Regions from separate parts of the Homo sapiens genome. Here all the other regions are linked to region 1. Evidence: chromatin loops called from intact Hi-C (ENCODE). Cell type or tissue: mammary epithelial cell. All regions are shown on one strand. Links, peaks and the distances in the headings refer to the core of each region. The heading gives the core; the rest is flanking DNA.

What was found. Hi-C counts contacts between places; a loop is a spot of excess contacts. Peaks named below come from ENCODE experiments on the same cell type or tissue, not always from the same donor. Only the 100,000 strongest peaks of a DNase experiment are listed, where the experiment ranks them.
Region 2: it touches region 1 in a loop (25-fold over the local background); 89 of 110 quality-filtered maps call a loop at or near these places.
Region 3: a loop joins it to region 1, with 7 times the contacts of the local background. A loop is called at or near these places in 19 of 110 quality-filtered maps.

What each region holds. Positions count from the first base shown.
Region 1 is chr5:150,843,162-150,851,009 of GRCh38, forward strand. It overlaps IRGM (immunity related GTPase M), which reads left to right and starts at 3,360. Exons shown (of 2, transcript NM_001145805.2): 1 at 3,360-4,059; 2 at 4,548-5,541. The coding sequence starts at 4,963. The coding sequence ends at 5,508. RefSeq lists a silencer at 3,946-4,240. In mammary epithelial cell, for the core only: a CTCF peak has its summit at 4,122 (motif pointing left); DNase peaks (open chromatin) are centred at 4,090 and 5,330.
Region 2 is chr5:150,557,156-150,563,579 of GRCh38, forward strand. NDST1 (N-deacetylase and N-sulfotransferase 1) reads left to right here. Exons shown (of 15, transcript NM_001543.5): 15 at 1-1,056. Among named protein-coding and RNA genes, the nearest start is that of NDST1, 52 kb to the left of the region's middle. RefSeq lists an enhancer at 1-122. In mammary epithelial cell, for the core only: CTCF peaks have their summits at 3,961 (motif pointing right) and 5,904 (motif pointing right); DNase peaks (open chromatin) are centred at 2,806, 3,436, 3,956 and 5,896.
Region 3 is chr5:150,652,212-150,658,635 of GRCh38, forward strand. It overlaps SYNPO (synaptopodin), which reads left to right. Exons shown (of 3, transcript NM_007286.6): 3 at 4,193-6,424. The coding sequence ends at 4,876. Among named protein-coding and RNA genes, the nearest start is that of MYOZ3, 5.8 kb to the right of the region's middle. RefSeq lists silencers at 4,171-4,390, 4,531-4,590. In mammary epithelial cell, for the core only: a CTCF peak has its summit at 4,463; no DNase peak of the experiment used is centred there; H3K4me3 peaks cover 778 bases.

The DNA.
Region 1 (7,848 bases), core at 1,728-6,727:
CTCCCTTTAGAAGGGCCTCCTCCTCCTCTTCCAAAAGGACTCCTCTGCCCCTGTCTGGAGGAAGGTATCTGGCAATATATCTGGGCAAGATATTCAAAGAGCTGAGCTTGGAGCAATTGTAACCCAGGCTGAATTCTGATGACCTCTTCTAAACTTCCAGGTCAGTGCTCCTGGAGGCTCACCCACACAAACACATAGGCACACTAACAACACCTGGAAGACACACCAACCTCATGCAGAGGAAACCATACCCTCACTGGCCTGGCAGTGACACAGGGGCCTGGGCAGGCATAGCACAGAAGAGTCCTGGTGTAACTGAGATAAAGTATCTCAATTGTACAAATAATTATTTTCGGCTCGGTTGTCTCTAGCGTGCAGCTGGTGAGCCTTCACCATGGGCCCAGGAGAAGCGGATCATATGAACAAGGCCTGGGGATGGGACAGTTGAGCTGGGGCTGCAGGGGCTAAGGCTGTTTCCCATGGGGCTCAGCACTGGTGGACAGGTAAGCAGACAGGTTTGAAGATGCTGGCTCAGTTCACAGACATGGTCACAGAAAAAGCCTGGAAAACTATAGGGTTTTCTGCTGACCTCCCACACTCACCATGGACAGTCAGTACCCTGCACTGGCCCGTGTCGTACCCAAGCAGAGTGTGCTTGAAAATTGGATGTATATTAGTAGACCCCGTGCTCAGCGGGTACAGTTTAGAAAGGGAAGTTAACTTATCTGTCAATTAGTAAGTTAACAACACACAAAGTGTACTATGTTTTATTAATCAAACAAAAATATGTTTAACACCTGCTGGGCACAAGGAGTACAATGGTAAAGAGTTTAATGGAAATGTTTAATGGTTAATGCCAAGACCTGTGTATGTATTAATATGATGCCAATCATTTAATACCTGATGAAGCAATAGTTTCTGGGACTACTTGGGTTAGAAAATGGGCCTGCCACAGGCCCAAGCCCATCCCCTACCCTGCATGTGCTCCTGCTCCACTCCCTTGTGCATCTATCCGGTATAATGTTGTGGGGAAGGGGAGTGCTCGATTCCTCACCTTAACCAGCCTGCCAGCTATCCATGCAGAGACATGTGGGCAAAACTCCTAAGGCCAGACCTCCCCACTCCATTCTCCTGCTAGGCTGCTGAGGGACTCCATTCGAACCTGGTAATTACCCTGCCTCCTTCCCTCCAGATTCCATAGGTTACCTCTTCCTCTTTGCAGACTAACTAAAAGCCACCATATCTAAGTAGCATTTGATGAGAAGAAACTAGTTATTTATGTAAACCAAAATAATTAATGTTACAACGGAGAAACTTTATATAGCAGCCACAGATGAAGCCTGGCATGAGGAAGTCAATGATCAGTTGCTGCTCTCGCCATATGGTGGGTTATAAAATCTTCCCAAGACAAGTGAGGCACCGAGAAATTGAAGACTCATATACATTCCAGAGAACAGGGCCTCTCTCATCCATCTCCTCCATTAGGGCCTTTCTTCATATTTCATAGATAGACAGCTGGAGCCAGTTCTCTGCTTCCTGGGCCCTCTAAAAGGGCCAAAGACTTGGACAAATCCATTGTCCTGGGCACTCAGGAGGCAAGATTCTGTGTGTGCATGAGTGTACGAACATGTGTCATGTGAGAGAGTGTGTGGGCACTGGGCACACGAAGCATGAGGGTAGGTGAGTGAACATGTGTCAGCCTACATGAGTGTATATATATGTGCACAGAGTGTGTGAGCATGTGTGCATCAAACATAAGTTTGTGTGAACGTGGCACCACGAGTGAATTTGTGTGTTTGTGTGTGGGGTAAGTGAACATGTTGCAGCCTGAGTGAGCAAGTGTAGTGTGTGCAACAGGGATGTATGTATTCATGTTTACACATGTCAGCTTAAGTATGTTAGGGTGTGTGAACGTGTGTCAGTGTGAGTATGTGTGGGCCTGTGCACAGAATGCAAGTAAGTGTATGTGTGCATGCCGAGGGTGAGTGAGAGTGTGTGTGTGGGGGGGTAAGTAAACATGGCTGGGCATGGGTGAGTGTGCACACCAGGTATGAGTGGCTGTGTGCAGTGTTGTGTGTGTTCACAATGAGTGTGTGAAACAGACCTGCCAGGCCATGCTAGTGAGAGGTGACAGCATGCTGGCAGCCCTCGCAGCCCTCGCTGGCTCTCGGAGCCTCCTCAGCCTTGGCGCCCACTCTAGTGGCACTTGAGGAGCCCTTCAGCCCGCCGCTGCACTGTGGGAGCCCCTTTCTGGGCTGGCCAAGGCCGGAGCTGGCTCCCTCAGCTTGTGGGGAGGTGTGGAGGGAGAGGCACGGGCAGCAACTGGGGCTGCGGGCGTCGCTTGCGGGCCAGCACGAGTTCCGGGTGGGCGTGGGCTCAGCGGGCCCGCGCTCAGAGCAGCCATCCGGCCCCGATGGCCCCTGGCAGTGAGGGGCTTAGCACCTGGGCCAGCAGCTGCTGTGCTGGATTTCTCCCCGGCCTTAGCTGCCTCCCCGCAGGGCAGGGCTTGGGACCTGCAGCCCGCCATGCCTGAGCCTCTCTCCCCTGCCCCACTCCGTGGGCTCCTGCACAGCCCGAGCCTCCCCTATGAGCGCCGCTCCCTGCTCCACGGCGCCCAGTCCCATCCACTGCCCAAGGGCTGAAGAGTGCAGGCGCATGGCCGGGGACTGCCAGGCAGCTTCACCTGCGGCCTGGTGCAGGATCCACTGGGTGAAGCCAGCTGGGCTCCTGAGTCTGGTGGGGACTTGGACAACATTTATGTCTAGCTAAGGGATTGTAAATACACCAATCAGCACTCTGTATCTAGCTCAAGGTTTGTAAACACACCAATCAGCACCCTGTGTCTAGCTCAGGGTTTGCGAACACACCAATCGACCCTCTGTATCTAGCTAATCTAGTGGGGACATGGAGAACTTTTGTGTCTAGCTCAGGAATTGTAAATGCACCAATCAGCACCCTGTGTCTAGCTCAGGGTTTGTGGATGCACCAATCAGCACTCTGAGCCTAGCTAATCTGGTGGGGACTTGGAGAATCTTTATGTCTAGCTAAGGGATTGTGAATGCACCAATTGGCACTCTATATCTAGCTCAAGGTTTGTAAACACACCAATCAGCACCCTGTGTCTAGCTCAAGGTTTGCAAATGCACCAATCTATACTCTGTATCTAGCTAATCTAGTGGGGAGGTGGAGAACTTTTGTGTCTAGCTCAGGGATTGTAAACACACCAATCAGCACCCTGTCAAAATGGACCAATCAGCTCTCTGTAAAACAGACCAATCGGCTCTCTGTAAAATGGACCAATCAGCAGGATGTGGGTGGGCCAGATAAGAGAATAAAAGCAGGCTGCCCGAACCAGCAGTGGTAACCTGCTCAGGTCCCCTTCCATGCTGTGGAAGCTTTGTTTTTTTGCACTTTGCAGTAAATCTTGCTGCTGCTCATTCTTTGGGTCCACACTGCCTTTATGAGCTGTAACACTCACCGTGAAGGTCTGCAGCATCACTCCTGAAACCTGTGAAACAACGAACCCCCCGGGGAGAAACGAACAACTCCAGACTCGCCGCCTGAAGAGCTGTAACTCTCACTTCGAAGGTCTGCAGCTTCGCTCCTGAGTCAGTGAAACCACGAACCCACCGGAAGGAAGAAACTCTGAACACATCCAAACATCAGAAGGAACAAACTCCGGACACGCAGCCTTTAAGAATTGTAACACTCACCGCGAGGGTCCGTGGCTTCATTCTTGAAGTCAGTGAGACGAAGAACCCACCAATTCCGGTAGGAGTAGGAAATCACATCACCTTCTTTTAATCAGTCTCAAATACCTGGCCCCTTGTGGAACCTGCAAGAGCCAGGTTTGGCGAATGCAATGATAAGCAATTGTCTAATCACTGCCTTGAAAAAGAGCAGAGCATTTGAGTATGCTGTCTCCTCCTCTCCCTCACTTCAGTTGGGCCCAACATGACAGTCTTAATGGAAGCTCGGGGGTCAAAGGCTGGTGGCTTACTTCACGTATATTGCAGCATTTCAGTACTGCTCTGCACGTGTGCTCCCCCGCCTGATGAGGTAAGTGTTAAACAGGGATGATCACAGCTTCAAGTAAGCAATGGGAATTGGATGTTTTATGTCCTCTGGCGCCATCTTCAGCAGAGAAATATATAGGTCACTTTTACTTGTCTGGTTTTGGTCTTGAAATATGTACTGAAACTTGTGAAGGAGCAGACCTATATTAGGATAGAGTAAAAGAGGGAAAGACAAAAACCTCTTGGGCTTTTCAGGAGACTTGGTTCATTCTCTGCTTTTCAAGCCATCTCATGGCCACATGCCTGCTTTGGAGGCTGACTCGGAGGCACAACCGGCCTCAGGGCGTTCCTCAGGGACCCTACCTTTCTTGCTCCCTGAAGAAATGTGCACATTGCTTGAATAAAAACAATCAAAGAACACTCAGTCAAGATCGTCTGCTGCAGTCTTCGTTGAGGGCTGGGGATGCTAAAAGTCAGATGATTCATGTGTACCCTGTCCATCCTAACTCACCTGCTCTTCTACTTCCGCAGCTTACTCCAGTGCCCACAGATACGACAGAGTGTCCCAAGTGCCCCTCACACTCTATTAGCTGCATCCTTAACCTCTTTTTGCCACACCATAAGCATTGGGTTTTGTTTGTTTTGAGATGGAGTCTTGCTCTGTTGCCAGGCTGGAGTGCAATGGCGTGATCTCAGCTCACTGCAATATCTGCGTCCAGGGTTCAAGCGATTCCCCTGCCTCAGCCTCCTGTATTAGCTGGGACTACAGGCGCACACCACCACGCGCAGCTAATTTTTTTGTATTTTAGTAGAGAAGGTTTCACGATGTTGGCCAGGATGGTCTCAATCTCCTGACCTCGTGATCTGCTCGCCTCGGCCTTCCAAAGTGCTGGGATTACAGGCATGAGCCACGGCGCCTGGCCAGCATTGGGGTATTTTATTGAAGATGGAAGCCATGAATGTTGAGAAAGCCTCAGCAGATGGGAACTTGCCAGAGGTGATCTCTAACATCAAGGAGACTCTGAAGATAGTGTCCAGGACACCAGTTAACATCACTATGGCAGGGGACTCTGGCAATGGGATGTCCACCTTCATCAGTGCCCTTCGAAACACAGGACATGAGGGTAAGGCCTCACCTCCTACTGAGCTGGTAAAAGCTACCCAAAGATGTGCCTCCTATTTCTCTTCCCACTTTTCAAATGTGGTGTTGTGGGACCTGCCTGGCACAGGGTCTGCCACCACAACCCTGGAGAACTACCTGATGGAAATGCAGTTCAACCGGTATGACTTCATCATGGTTGCATCTGCACAATTCAGCATGAATCATGTGATGCTTGCCAAAACCGCTGAGGACATGGGAAAGAAGTTCTACATTGTCTGGACCAAGCTAGACATGGACCTCAGCACAGGTGCCCTCCCAGAAGTGCAGCTACTGCAGATCAGAGAAAATGTCCTGGAAAATCTCCAGAAGGAGCGGGTATGTGAATACTAATTCCTGTCTTCATTAAACATTTTCCATCTCCTCCTATTGATTCCTTTTCTCCTTTATTTCACTGGACTCATTGAAACACACCTGGTGCAGAAGGGTATCTTACAATTTTCGGGGGCATGTAGAGAGTGTGGTTGTGTTGTTCTTTGAGATCTTTTGAGTGTTGGGGCCAAGATTCCCAGGCAAGGCTGCTTGCTTCGAAGGTCCTTTCCCTTCACGGAACTCTCCACCAGGTGCTAAAAATGATCAGTGTCTTAAAATGGATGCAAGATTATATCATCAGGGTCCTAGCACTCTCAAACTGAGTCATAATGAGGGTATTTTCAAAGGTGTGGACAGGGTGCAGGGAGACCACCAAGACAAAATGTTAACCCCACGGTATAACCTCAAGGCAAGTAATGGTCGGGAGGAGCCCTCTCCAGGTTCGAACAGGCAAGTAGAGAGGCAGGTTGCTTGAATCTCAAGATGGAGTTTATCAGTAATAATAAAGACTTCTGGGCTTAAAAACACACAACTGAGATCTACAACAAAACCTCTAAAACAGAAAAAATAGTAACCATGTTAAAGGGTTCTAAGTTCTTGTTTTATCCAGAGCATGAGTAAAAATGTTGATTAAGTTTAAACTATGGTTTGTAAGTAATGCCTAATATCTTATGGTTTATAAGGAATGCCTAATATCTTTAACTAACGAAGGAATATAAACTGTGCATATAACTTGCAAGTGACAAGAAAAACAATAGTGTAACAAAAATACACTCAATCCAAAGGAAGGCATCAGAAAAAATATAGCACAAAATAAAATGTTACATATAAACTGAAAATATCAATAATTATATTTAGTGTTATTGGACTAAATGTTTTAGTTAAAAGTAAAATGATCATCAGGCTGGATTTTAAAATTCTAACCATATATATGGGTGTAATTTTTCTTTTTCTCTCTTTTTTTTTTTTTTTTTTTTGAGATGGGTTCTTGCTCTGTCGCCAGGCTGGAGTACAGTGGTGCAACCTCAGCTCACTGCAACTTCCGCCTCCTGGGTTCAAGCGATTCTCTTGCCTCAGCCTCCCAAGTAGCTGAGACAACAGGTGCACACCACCACGCCCAGCTAATTTTTGTATTTTTAGTAGAGACCGGGTTTCACCATGTTGGCCAGGATGGTCTGAATTTCTTGACCTTGTGATCCGCCTGCCTTGGCCTTCCAAAGTGCTGGGATTACAGGCATGAGCCACCACACCTGGCCACCACATATATTTTATAAGTGACATGCTAGATAAGGATACAGAAACTATGCAAGAAAACCTACCCCTCAAGTCCCAAGTCAAATAAAGCAATTGTAAGCCAAATATATAGTAAATAATGTTTCAGAGAGATGCCTGTATAGATGGTAAAAGCATTCATTAAAAAACCAAAAATACACCCAGTAGCCAGGCTGGTTTTAAACTCTAGCTTTTGGAGGGGAACAAGAGAGTTTTCTGTGCTGCTGAAGGGTCCTATTTCTTTTCCTTTCTTTCATTCATTTTTTAAAAAATGTCTGCTTTATTGAGATGCTAGTCACATACGTAATTTAAAAAAATATGTATGGCAGTAAAAGATGTGTGCTTATAATTTAAACAGTACATAATTATGCACTATTATGTAAGTTCTATTTCCTAATAATAAGAAATTGTTAAAAATTTCTTCAAAGGAGGTCTTCATATACTGATATAGAACAATTACCAACATGTTAAAGAAAAAATAGGTTGTTAGACATTATTTAAGAAATGCTTCCATGTCTGTAACATAGAGAAATAGCTTGTGCATACTTGCTCATGTATATATACAATAGTTCTGCAAGGATATTATGGTCATTTCTAAGGGGTAAGGGGTGAATAAATATGGAGTGGGAAGACATATTATTATGTACCCCCCTTTTTTGAGACAGGGTCTTGCTATCTTGCCTAGGCTGGAGTGCAGTGGTGCCATTATTAGCTTACTTGAGCCTCGAACTCATGGTATCTTCCTGCCTCAGCCTCCTGAGTAGCTAGGACCACAAGCACATACTTATTATGCCTGGCTGATTTTTAAATTTTTTTGTAGAGACAAGGTCTCACTATGTTGCCAGACTGGTCTTGATTATTCTGGTTTCCACCCCCTGTAGTGAGAGCGAGCCATGAGTTTTCCCTGCCTGGCTGTGCCTGATGTCAGCTCCCAGGCCCAGGAGGACTGCGAGGCAAAGACGGATGAAGGATTCTTGTACAGAGATATCTGAGTATTACTCAGCTGGCACACATTAGCTTTCTATTTTAATGAGCATTTTCAAATTTGAAAAACAAAATTCATCTCTACTTTTAACTGAAATGTGTTTG
Region 2 (6,424 bases), core at 1,425-6,424, 290 kb before region 1:
GAGGGGCCAGTTAGAGCAAGAGCTCTGGGGGGGCCGGAAAGTCTCCCTGGAGAAGGCCGTAATATCTGGGCCTTGGAAGGAAGGACACAGGGCTCTGGAAGGAGGAGGCTGCATGCCTGAAGGCTGGGCCTTCGACCCTGGGGATGGGCCACAGGGCACCAAACACATCATATGTCTCTCTCTTTCTATTTTGGGGTCCCAGGGTTTTCATTTCCTGGAGACCCGTGGTCTGTGTGCACTGGAGCAGAGCCAGGCTCTCAGTTGCAGCAGGGAAAAGCCTACATGGGGAACTGCCTCCCGCAAGCTGTGGTGTGAGAAGAGCCCTGGCTGGCAGCAGGAGCTGTGAAGTTTCATCCCAGCCGGGTGCATTTAGTAGCTGCCTGACCATCTTCCTCCCAGGCCCTCAGTTTCTTCATCTGTAGAATGAGCAGATAGGGGCCACAGCAGGGATTTTCACACATCAAAGGAGGCAGCCTCTGCTCTAGTTGATGTGAGGATGAGGGGGCGGCCTAGACCCCCTGCTGCCCAGGCCGTTGAGGCAACACTGGGTTCCTGGCTTGACAGCTGTGGGCTGGCTGCCCTTGCCAGCTCAGACGGCTGGCGAGTTTTCAGCTTCCCTAAGGGACTGGCATAGGGTTTTGTGGGGTCAATGCCAGGAACCTGGGGGAAACTGGATGCGTTTTATCCTAAGAAGTTCATCCCTCCTGCTCTTACTGTTTCCGGCCCTGGAGGAGAATGAGGGAGGAGAGGGTTTTCTATGACTGTGTTAGCTTTTATTATTAGCAAGAGGGCTCCTTTTGTAATTTGTGCATGAAATTCATGTCATTTCCTGGGAGAGGAGAGGGCCGACTGGAGAGGGTGGGGGGCACACTGGGGAAGCAGGCAGAGGTTTCCTTCCCTTGTAGGGGGGTGGGGAGAGTGGGGAGAGGGGGTGCTATCCAGTTCGCCTGATGAGGGCTCTCGAACCAGCCGTTTTGGGTTGTGTTAAAGGTGAGACCTTCCTCCATTAATGTACAATCTCGAACTAACTGCTAATAAAGTGGGGTTCTGTTTGTACACCTTGGTCCTGTCTGACCTTTTTGCAAGGCCCGCAGGGAAGGGTGGAGTAGGGGTGTTTGCATGCACGGCCAAAGCCCGCTTGTCCCTGCCACCTCAGGCATGCACACGTGCCCACATGTATGCACACACCTATACACATGGTGACTTGGTCAACGCAGATCATTTTCACTGGGTTATAAATGGAAGATTTCCCAGATACAGCAGAGGCCTATCCTAGGGCAGCCACAGGGGGCATCTCAGGTGATAGAAGCCCTCAGACAAGCTGGATTGCTCAGAAGCCCTGGGTGTCGGGCACTGGACCGAGAGGAGACTTGGGGGCTGGAACAATTTCTGCTACTAATGTATATTGTAGCTGGGGGCAAGCCACTTTTACTGTTTTATCCCATTTCCCTCACCTTTTAGACGCATGGAGGGAGTTGGACTCCATGGCCTCACTTGAAGAACTTGCCTAAAACATGCAGATTCCCAGGTCTACTTCCAGAGATTCAGCTCCAGCAGATGTGGGGTGGGGCCCAACATCTTTAAGGAGCCCTCCAGTACACTGAGGAATTTATAAGGAGCCCTCCAGTACACTGAGGCAGCCCAGTGTAACTCTGGCTCAGAGTGGGAAACTCTGACTCAGATCCATGGTTCCTATGGGTTCTAATTAATACGGAGAGCCCCACTGTCCAGGAAAACTTAGGGTAAAACAAATGACTGAAGCCCTCACAGCCTAATTGAGGGCCAGACTCGAGATTTGCCTGGAGAAGGAGAGTTCACAGGTAGGGGCCCAGGCCAGTGTCTGCAATGCAGGTGATCAGACATGCTCCTTCAGAATCCCCTTGGGAAGCTTTAAACAATATACATTCCTGGGCTCCCCCAAAATCTGCTCACTCAGAACCTCTGGGGTGGGACCCAGCACTGTGTACTTTAACAGACTCCTTGGTGTTCAGGGAAGTTTGGGAACACTGAATCAGGCCACCATGTTTGTCAGAGACGGTACCCAGAAATGTGCACAGCTTCTGAGGGACAGAGGAGGGGCATGCTGGGGACACAGCTGGGCAGTCCTGCTTCCCAGGACCCAGTATGTTCAAAGTGAAATACCACAGTGCCACCTCTGATGGCACAAGGGCAGCACCTGCAGAGCCCTCTTTGCAGTTCGTCAGCTGGGAGCTTGGTTTGGGTCAGGTGGCCCTCACCAGCAAGAACACAGCTGGAGGCTGCATGGACAAGAGCAGATCCAGAGGCATGGTGCAGAAAGGTGACTGTGCCAACTGAGGGGTCAGCCTGCAACAGGGATTTTTGAATTTACATACAGCTGAGATTCTGTTTTGAAAGAATCACTTAATTGAAAACCAGGTAAAGGTGGGGGTGCTCTGTGGTTGGAGTGGGAGTGAAGCTCTGGACTCTTCCCAGCTCACCTCCTCCCTGTCTCTCAGGCTATCTTGGAACCCTAAGATTTCTCAAAACACATTGTGAAAACCCAGCCCAGTTGCTTCCAGAGGTCCTAAAAGTCCTGCAGTTCTAATAGGCTGAATGAGTAGCAGCCCATCAGCCCCTCCTCACCCCCCACGGGGATGTCCACCCAGTAAATCTGGTGCCCCAGGAGTGGTTTGGGCTTCTAGAGGTGGGGAGTTACCTTGGAGAAGCCTGGATCATGCGTGTAGGGCAGTGTGTTTCACAATAGGAAAACGCTGGGAACAACCTAGATGTCCATCCACAGGGTCTCAGCTAGGTAACCTCCAGTGTATCCATTCACTGTAATGATGATTCAGTTGAAAGTAATGAGCTCAGTCTCCAAGCCCTGCCAGGGAAATTTCTATGACAGACTTATACAATGTGACCATCATGGAAAGAGAACACTACAGTTTGTATTTTTCCTGGGGTTGTAGATAGACGTCTCATATCAAACTGATACTAGGGGAGGAAAGACTGAGAAGGGGAACTTTCAAAGGAGACTTCAGCCTTGGCTGAAATATATATAAGACAAGGATAATGCATTTGCATATCATTTGTGGAATGAAAAAGTCTTAATGAAAAATAGAAATGGACAAAGCAGAAAGGGGGACTCCAAGCAGCTAGACTTACATGACGATGCGATGAAGGCCAACACTGCTTTACCCAGCCCTTAAGCTCCTATGGAGTTAGGATCTGGAGGAGGCCTAGGTGCCGGTGATCAATTTCTTGCCTGGCTGCATTTATCCTAAGCATTCGTGAAGACCCTGAGCTGAGGATCCTGACTTTCCTGTGACTGTAGGCCAGTCTCAGCTCCTCTCTGGCCCTGGGAGCTTAGCTTCCCCAAGCTGACAGACGGGGGAGCTAGGGTTAACATCACCATTGCTGGAACAAATTGACACCATGTCTCCCGATATGATGCAATGGGAAGGACCCAGTGCAACACCTGGGAAATTCCTAACGAAAACACGGGACATGAATCCAGCCAAGGGGAACAGACAGACACATCCGTATTGAGGGACATTTTGCAAAATAACTGGCTTGAACTCCAACAATGTCAAGGTGATGAAAGATACAGAAAAGCTGAGAAATGGTTCAGGATTAAAGGATACTAAAGAGATGTGGTAATCAAATGCCATGTGTGACCCTGGAGGGGTCCTGGACCATGAAACAATTAGCTATAAAGGATACCATAGGGACACCTAGCAGAATGTCAGGATGGACCGTGTGGATTAGATAATACTATTCAACCGATGTTCAATTTTCTGGTTTTGATTATTTTACTGTTATGTAAGAGTATCTAATGAAGTACATGTGAGATATTAGTTTTTTGAAATTACTTTTGCACCAACCTAATATTTAGGGGTAAAAAGGAAGAAATGGAACTGAATTTTGACTCCTGTTCTTTCTCTAGTGGTACTAGATGGTAGGTACTCATCAGATGCAGTCCAAAAGATGTCCACCAGGGGGCACTATTATCCTAGCCTCTCACAGTGTAGTCAGCGCGAATGCCTCCCGGGAAGACTGGGCTGGTGGTTAATGGTGGTGGGGCAATAATATTATCAATATTAACATCAATAAATTAAATAATATAAATAAAAAGTATTTCTTATCCTGTCAGGCAGACCCTCTGCTTATCAAGTGCTATCTTTAAAATTTTTTCTTTTTGTGACAGTGTCTCACTGTGTCACCCAGGTTGGAATGCAGTGATCTCGGCTCACTGCAGCCTCAAGCTCCTGGGCTCAAGCCATTCTCCCACCTCAGCCTTCTGAGTAGCTGGGATTACAGGCATGCACCACCACGCCAGGCTAATTATTTTGTATTTTTTGTGAAGATGGGGTTTTGCCATGTGGCCCAGGCTGGTCTTGAACTCCTGGCCTCAAATGATCCTCCTGCCTCAGCCTCCCAAAGTGCAGGGATTACAGGCATCGGCCACCTTGCCCGGCCTCTTTTAATCTTCATAACAATCCTCTGAGGTAGGTATTATCATTCCCATTGTATATTTGAGGAATTTGAGTTCAGAGAGGTTAAGTAACTCTGTCAGGATCACAGAGCTGGTAGTCATTGATCCATGAGACTCCACAGCCTGGAGTCCACTAGGCTGTCCTGCCCCCTGGGCCTGAGGCTGGGAATGTGTCCTGGCACAGGGAAATGCCATGACCATGAGGCAGAGTGGGGACAATTCCCCGAGCCTGGCTCTGCCCTTTTCAGGGCTGGGGACTGGGTGATCCTGGGAAGCTGTTAAAGGTGCCTAACAGTATGTGTACCTACAAATCTAAAACAGAAGTACAAACAGGGAATGGTGTGAGATGTATGTCTCCTTCCACTCCCTGACCTTTGTCCTCCAACTCACTTCTTCAGAGGAAACCACCATTAGCAGTTTCTGTGGATCTTTCCAGAAATTGTTTTACATATACAAACAGTTGCGTGAGCATGCACACCCTGCTGGTGTGTACCCTCAGGCTATTCTGCACTGTGCTTTTCCATGGGGGCCTCTGGTCAGTGGGTGGAGGGTATTTACTGCTCTGCATGGCAGCAGAGGGCTCCTCTGCATGGGTAATTGGTGGAGGGTGTCTGTTGCTCTGCATGGCAGCAGATGGAGGGCTCCTCTGCATGGGTACTTGGAGAAGCTCTGCTCTATTACACCTTTCAGGGAGTGGGGGTAAAAACTGGAGCTTGAATTCCTTGGCCTTTGCCCCATTCTGGGGTGTTCTCCCTTGGGAAGGAATAGGCTGTGCAGCACAGTAGTCAAAATATGCACAGCCGGGTAGATCTGGTTTCAAATACAGGCTCAGTGTTGGCTGTGTGACCTTGGTCAAGTAATTCATGTCTCTGAGCCTCAGTCTTTGCTTTTGTGAAGTGGGGATAGTCACAGGACTGAGGTGACAGAGATGTTGTGAGGAGTGAAGAGACAGTGTCTGGAAAGCCCTCAGCAGGAGCCTGCTACACAGTGAGTGCTCAGTAAAGTCTCTGCCAGTTCCTGGTTTCACACACATACAGACCCCATTTCTGAGCCTGAGCCTGGGGGTGGCACTGCCACCTTTGTCCTGAGGCAGATGAGGATGGGCTGAGGAGTCAAGTGGCCCACTCAATGTGGAAACTCATTACATTTGATTGTTCTTCCTGGGACCTTGAAATGGAAGTGGTGGGTGATCTGAGGCGCTGAGAATGACCCTTCAAAACACACACACATAACACCAACTTCACAGGAAAACAAGGAACATGAGAGACTGCTATAAGCAGCTGCACGTTAAAAAATCAGATGCTCTAGATGCAATGGACAAATTCCTAGAGACACACAAACTACCAAAACTGACTCAAGAGGAAATAGAAAATCTGAATAGGCCTGTAACAAGTCAGGAGATTGAATCGGTAATCAAAAAACTCCCAGCAAAGAAATGCCTACCACCAGGTGGCATCATTGGTGAATCCTACAAAACATTTAAAGGAGAATTAACATCAATCCTTCTCTTAAATTCTTACCAAAAATCTAAAGAGGAGAGAACATTCCCAACTCATTCTATGAGGCCAAGCATTACCTTGATACTGAAACTAAGACTCTACAAGAAAAGAAAATTGCAGGCCAGGCGTGGTGGCTCACACCTGTAATCCCAGCACTTTGGGAGGCTGAGGCAGGTGGATCACCTGAGGTCAGGAGTTCAAGACCAGCCTGGCCAACATGGCAAAACCCCATCTCTACTAAAAATACAAAAATTAGCCAGGCATGGCAGCATGCACCTGTAATCCCAGCTACTCGGGAGGCTGAGCCAGGAGAATCGCTTGAACCCAGGAGGCGGAGGTTGCAGTGAGCCAAGATTGCGACAGTGCAGTCCAGCCTGGGTGATAAGGCGAGACTCCATCTCAAAAAACAAAACAAAACAAAAAAATTATATGCCATGATCAAGTGGGTTTTATCCTAGGAATGCAAGGG
Region 3 (6,424 bases), core at 1,425-6,424, 190 kb before region 1:
GCTCCCTTCTACCCTTGAGGGCCACCAATGGAAGAGCCCGCCCTTCATTCTGCAGCTCCTGCGGCCAGGCTGAGCTCTGCCCCCAACTTTGTTTTCTCTCATGTTCTCAATACACTCTGCCTCAAATCCGTCTTGCTTCTTTCTTTCTTCCGTGCTGCTAGGGGTCAGGGTTCCCTTCCTCCTGCCTGATTCTAGCCTGGGAAGTGGAGTGGGCCTGCTCAATTACTGTGTGTGAAAGTGTGGCTGTGTCCTGCGTGCTGCCTGCACCTGCCGTGTGTCTGGTTCTGCACTGGTACAGACGTGTGCTGGGTTGGAAATGAGGGCTTCCTCTCTACAGCACTCAGGGAGCCAGAACCCTGTGCAAATCGCAACCTTTTGTTCTTTCCTTCCCTCAGAGTTTGGCCAAAAATACTTTAGAGGATTTTTGGGGAAAATGCACTACCTCTTCTCGTTGAGGTTTGTTTGGGTTCTTTACAAGTGGAATAGAAATTCCTCTAGCCAGCATTCGCTCTCCAGTTCCCTCAGGTCCCCTCCCTGCTCCCCATTATCTAAATTTGGCCATTTCCCACATTTGCCATTGTTTTCACTGTCTGGATCCTAAAAGCATGGAGTTTCTGCCCCTGGTGGGGAGGAAAGAACTGCCATCAAGGGTCAGGAGAGCTGGGTTCTAGCCCCAGGTCTGCATCTGATTCGTGTGTGACCTCAGACAACCTCTTCCAATCTCTGGGCCTCAGTTTCCCCTTCTGTGCAGTGAAAGGATTACAGAAGGAGGTCAGAGACCATTTGGTCTCCGACAGTCCAGGTTTGACTGTGTTCTACTTATGTATTCACCCCACACATGTGCCCTGCTTTGGGTCTGGGGTTGGGTTGAGTGGATGCTACTTTTTGAATTTTCACCCACCGCATTCCCAAGGAGCTCTGGTGTGCACGGTGCATTGAGCTCTCTGTCAGAAAGTGAACAGTTCTGATTTCCTGCAGCCTTTTCGTACTGTGCACACCCCCGACTCAAAAACATACACACAGAGTCAGTGCCCAGGCATGGCTGTTAGGGTGAGGTCAGGCTCTGGCCCATCTCCAGATGATGGGGATCTGCTTACCACTGCCCTCAACATTCAATCCCGTTTGAGCCCTTCTGTTTTGTAGTCTTGGCTGAATTGTTATTTCTTCCACTTGTTGGCCTCAGCATTCCCCTTGTGGCCACCAAAGGCAGAAACAATGCTTTAGAGATTTTTAGGTAGTTATCATAGCTCTCCTGTGCAGCCTACTCTCCTGGCTGAAGACCCCAGGTTCCGCTGCCTTGGGTGGTTATTGACTGGCTTGGGTCATGAACTCTAGGCCCTACCTCCCTGCTCAGGGTGGCACTGTGGTCAGGTGTTGGGTCATGCCAGAGCCCACCCTGATTTGGCATTTGGCCCTAGCCCTCCTCTTCTAGCCCTGGAGCTGGGACCTTCCTCCCAGCTCCTCTCCCTAAACTGTGGGGTCTGCCTTCTGCGGCCAGCCTGACTGGGATGTTCCACTGGCACAGAGAAGCTCCCAGTGTCTCTGGCTCATGTATACACAATTCTGACCCTGGGAAGAAAACAGTGGGATCCCAGGCTGAGCCTTAACTTTCAGCTTGATGACTGGGAGCTTGGATGTCCCTAGGGAGTCTCTAAGGGTCACTCCAGCATTAGTATCCCATGAAAAATGTCCTGCTCAGGCTGTTGTATAACATTCTTCTTTAGGTTAAAGGGCTCCAGTTTGGAGTCTGGGCTCATCTAGCAGCTGCTACATTCTGTTTGGATAAAACATACAATTGGTGTCTATTTCCTTTGGATTGGGAGGAATTAGAAGACTCTCAGTTGGATGAGAGGATGACTGGCTTGGTTATGGCTGATCACTGATTGGATGAAAGAATAAATCTTTGGATGGTTCTAGATTTTGATCGGGTAGGAAGCATGGAATGGACTGGCTAGCTCTGAACTCTGGTGGATGACTGCTAGTGAATTTGGATTGGATTAAATGGCAAGGTGGACTGGTTATTGCTGGAATCTGATTGGGTGAACAGTTGGAAAGTTCAGGAGATACATGTTAGGCAGGGATTCCCAAGCCCTCCACTTTCAAACCAGTTCAAACCGCTTAAACATGTAGCCTTTGAGCAGCACACACACACACACACACACACACACACACTTCCTGGTGGGGCAGAACACACTAGATTGTTATTTACACCTCTGAGCTTCATTTTCATCATTTGTAAAATGGGTGTGGTAATGCTAATTACCTCACTAGTCTGTTGTGAAAACCTAATGAGATAAAGGATGAGAATGAAGTTTGTAGACTGAAAGTCCTTAAGTACATAGGAAACAGGTATGGCTCTGCATCGCTGACCAGTGCTTCATAGCCTCCAAGCTGTTCACCATCTTGGCCTCTCCAAAACCACACTCCCCTCCCCATTGCTGTGAAAAAGCTCAGTGAGGGGCGTGTGCTGCCTAGGGAGGAATGGCCCGACTTCCTTTTGTATCTCCATCTGTCAGGGGCATCTTCCTCCCTGTTCAGGCATCCAAGGAAAGATGATGAGGTGACCATGGCAACATGGCAAATGGTTTGGGGCTGAGAGGGTCTTTCCCTAAGTCCAACTTTAATAATAGTCGGCCAGGCGCGGTGGCTCACGCCTGTAATCCCAGCACTTTGGGAGGCTGAGGCGGGCGGATCACCTGAGGTCAGGAGTTCGAGACCAGCCTGACCAACATGGAGAAACCCCGTCTCTACTAAAAATACAAAATTAGCCAGGTGTAGTGGCAGGCACCTGTAATCCCAGCTACTCGGGAGGCTGAGGCAGGAGAATCACTTGAACCCAGGAGGCAGAAGTTGCGGTGAGCTGAGATTGTGCCATTGCACTCCAGCCTGAGCAACAAGAGCGAAACTCCATCTTAAAAAATAATAATGGTCAATATTTTTACATTTTAATTTTGATAATAGATAATACATTCATATGGTTCAGAAATCTAAACTTATATAAAAAGTAATATATTAAAAAGCCTTATTCCCATCTCCCTGCCCCAGCCTACTCTCTTGGCTGAAGAGCCAGGTTCCCCTGCCTCAATAGTTGCTGACTGGCTTGGGTCATGAGCTCTAGGCCCCACCTCCCTGCTCAGGGTGACACTGTGGTCAGATGAGAGGACACACAGAGCCCACCCTGACTTGGCATTTGGCCCTGAGACACTAGTCTCAGCCTCTATCTAGTTCTTCCCATGTGGCCCTGGGCCCGGGACCTCCCTCCCAGCTCCTCTCCCTAAGTCATGGGGAAACCGAAGCCTCCCTCAGCTAGCCTGACTGAAAGCTTCCCGGGATGTGCCACAGACAGAGCAGCTCCCAGTGCCTCAGACTGTGTGCCCTGTTCCTGTTCTCACCCCATTTCCTAACAGGTGACCATTTTGGTTAGTTTCATGTATATCCTTCTAGTATTTTTTTTAAATTGAGACAGAGTCTCGCTGTGTTGCCCAGGCTGGAGTGCGGTGGCACGATGTCGGCTCACTGCAACCTCCGCCTCTGAGGTTCAAGCGATCCTCCTGCCTCAGCCCCCGCAGTAGCTGGGACTACAGGCACGCGCCACCGTGCCACTAATTTTTGTATTTTTAGTAGAGACAGGGTTTCTGCATGTTGGCCAGGCTGGTCTCGAACTCCTGACCTCAGGTGATCCACCCGCCTCGGCCTCCCAAAGTGCTGGGACTACAGGCGCGGGCCACCGCGCCAAGCCCTTCTGGTATTTCTTTATGGTAATCAACATCTATTGAGCACTTTCTTCCAAGGAATGTGCCGATATATGTAATGTTCTTTTCCATCAGTTATCTCATTTAACCCTCACAACAACCCTATAAGGTTAAGTACTGTTATCACACCCCATTTTACAGAAGCAGAAACTGAAGCCCAGAGGGGTGAAGTAACTTGCCCAAGCTCAGTTAGTAAGTTAAGGCGGCTCTCTCCAAAGCGAGTCTTCTTAACACGGAGGCAGACACAAGACAGCGGGGACTCTTCAGGCGTTCCGGGCTGAGAGTTTGGGCGCCTGCGTTTTATTGCAGGCACTACCTGACTTGGATCGGTGGCTTCCCTTCTCGGTGTAATGGACAAATCGGACTCCGTCCCTTCCTAAAGCCCGGTGTGGAAGACCTCAGCACTAATGCCTGCCCCACCCTCTCTGCTCTCTCCCCAGGACCGCCGGGAGAGCCTGCCCACCTCCCCACCCTGGACGCCGGGCGCGTCCCGGCCCCCCAGCAGCCTAGACGGCTGGGTGAGCCCGGGCCCGTGGGAGCCAGGTCGCGGGAGCAGCATGAGCAGCCCCCCGCCGCTGCCGCCGCCACCGCCCATGTCTCCCTCGTGGAGCGAGCGCTCGGTGTCCCCGCTGCGACCTGAGACCGAGGCGCGGCCCCCCAGCCGCCAGCTGCAGGCGCTTCTGGCGCGAAACATCATCAATGCGGCCCGGCGCAAGAGCGCCTCCCCGCGGTCGGCGGGCGCCGAGAACCCGCGGCCCTTCTCCCCGCCGAGGGCGCCACCGCCCCCGCCCCCGCCCCCGCCCCCGCCCCCGCGCATGCGCTCGCCACAGCCCGCCCGCCCCGGCTCGGCTGCTGTGCCGGGGGCAGCCTTCGCGCCCATCCCGCGGAGCCCGTTGCCCGCCGGTCCTTCGTCCTGCACCAGTCCCCGGAGCCCGCTGCCCGCGCCTCCCAGGCCCTTCCTCTACCGCCGCTCGCCCACGGACTCCGACGTGTCCCTCGACTCCGAGGACTCCGGGGCTAAGTCTCCAGGCATCCTGGGCTACAATATCTGTCCCCGCGGGTGGAATGGCAGCCTTCGGCTCAAGCGTGGCAGCCTCCCCGCCGAGGCCTCCTGCACCACCTAGAGCCCCACCCCCGACCCCACCCCGGGAGGGCAGAGCCAGAAGAAGGCTCATTAGACCTGGGGGACCCAAAGGGTCTGGCCTCTTTGGGCAGCCCCAGAGATGAGGGGTCAGCAGAGGAGAGCTCTGGGGTTGGGGATGGGTTAGGGACGCAAGCTTGAGTTCTAGCCCTTGCTCTCATTCAGCTGTTGTGTGACCCTGGGTAAGACCCTTCCTTGTTTGACCCTCAGCTTTCCCATCTGTTTAATGGTGGCTTTGGCCAAGGCAATCCACAAACGTCAAAATTCCCCTTCCCATCAGTACACACACCGATGCACACACACTCTCTCTTTCTCTCTCTCTCTCTCTCACACACACACACACACACACACACACACACACACACACACACACTAGTTAGTGCCTTGGATGAGGCGGGGCAGTGTGTATATGGACCCCTGGACTTGCTACCTTCAGGGTTCCATACTCGTCCCTCCCCTCCTGGCTCTGCTGTCTGGAGTCTGGCAAGCGGGGTGTGTTCAGAAGGTCCTAGGCCTGTGTCGCATGTCCAGGCACTGGCCTGACCATCCGGCTCCCTGGCACCAAGTCCCAGGCAGGAGCAGCTGTTTTCCATCCCTTCCCAGACAAGCTCTATTTTTATCACAATGACCTTTAGAGAGGTCTCCCAGGCCAGCTCAAGGTGTCCCACTATCCCCTCTGGAGGGAAGAGGCAGGAAAATTCTCCCCGGGTCCCTGTCATGCTACTTTCTCCATCCCAGTTCAGACTGTCCAGGACATCTTATCTGCAGCCATAAGAGAATTATAAGGCAGTGATTTCCCTTAGGCCCAGGACTTGGGCCTCCAGCTCATCTGTTCCTTCTGGGCCCATTCATGGCAGGTTCTGGGCTCAAAGCTGAACTGGGGAGAGAAGAGATACAGAGCTACCATGTGACTTTACCTGATTGCCCTCAGTTTGGGGTTGCTTATTGGGAAAGAGAGAGACAAAGAGTTACTTGTTACGGGAAATATGAAAAGCATGGCCAGGATGCATAGAGGAGATTCTAGCAGGGGACAGGATTGGCTCAGATGACCCCTGAGGGCTCTTCCAGTCTTGAAATGCATTCCATGATATTAGGAAGTCGGGGGTGGGTGGTGGTGGTGGGCTAGTTGGGCTTGAATTTAGGGGCCGATGAGCTTGGGTACGTGAGCAGGGTGTTAAGTTAGGGTCTGCCTGTATTTCTGGTCCCCTTGGAAATGTCCCCTTCTTCAGTGTCAGACCTCAGTCCCAGTGTCCATATCGTGCCCAGAAAAGTAGACATTATCCTGCCCCATCCCTTCCCCAGTGCACTCTGACCTAGCTAGTGCCTGGTGCCCAGTGACCTGGGGGAGCCTGGCTGCAGGCCCTCACTGGTTCCCTAAACCTTGGTGGCTGTGATTCAGGTCCCCAGGGGGGACTCAGGGAGGAATATGGCTGAGTTCTGTAGTTTCCAGAGTTGGCTGGTAGAGCCTTCTAGAGGTTCAGAATATTAGCTTCAGGATCAGCTGGGGGTATGGAATTGGCTGAGGATCAAA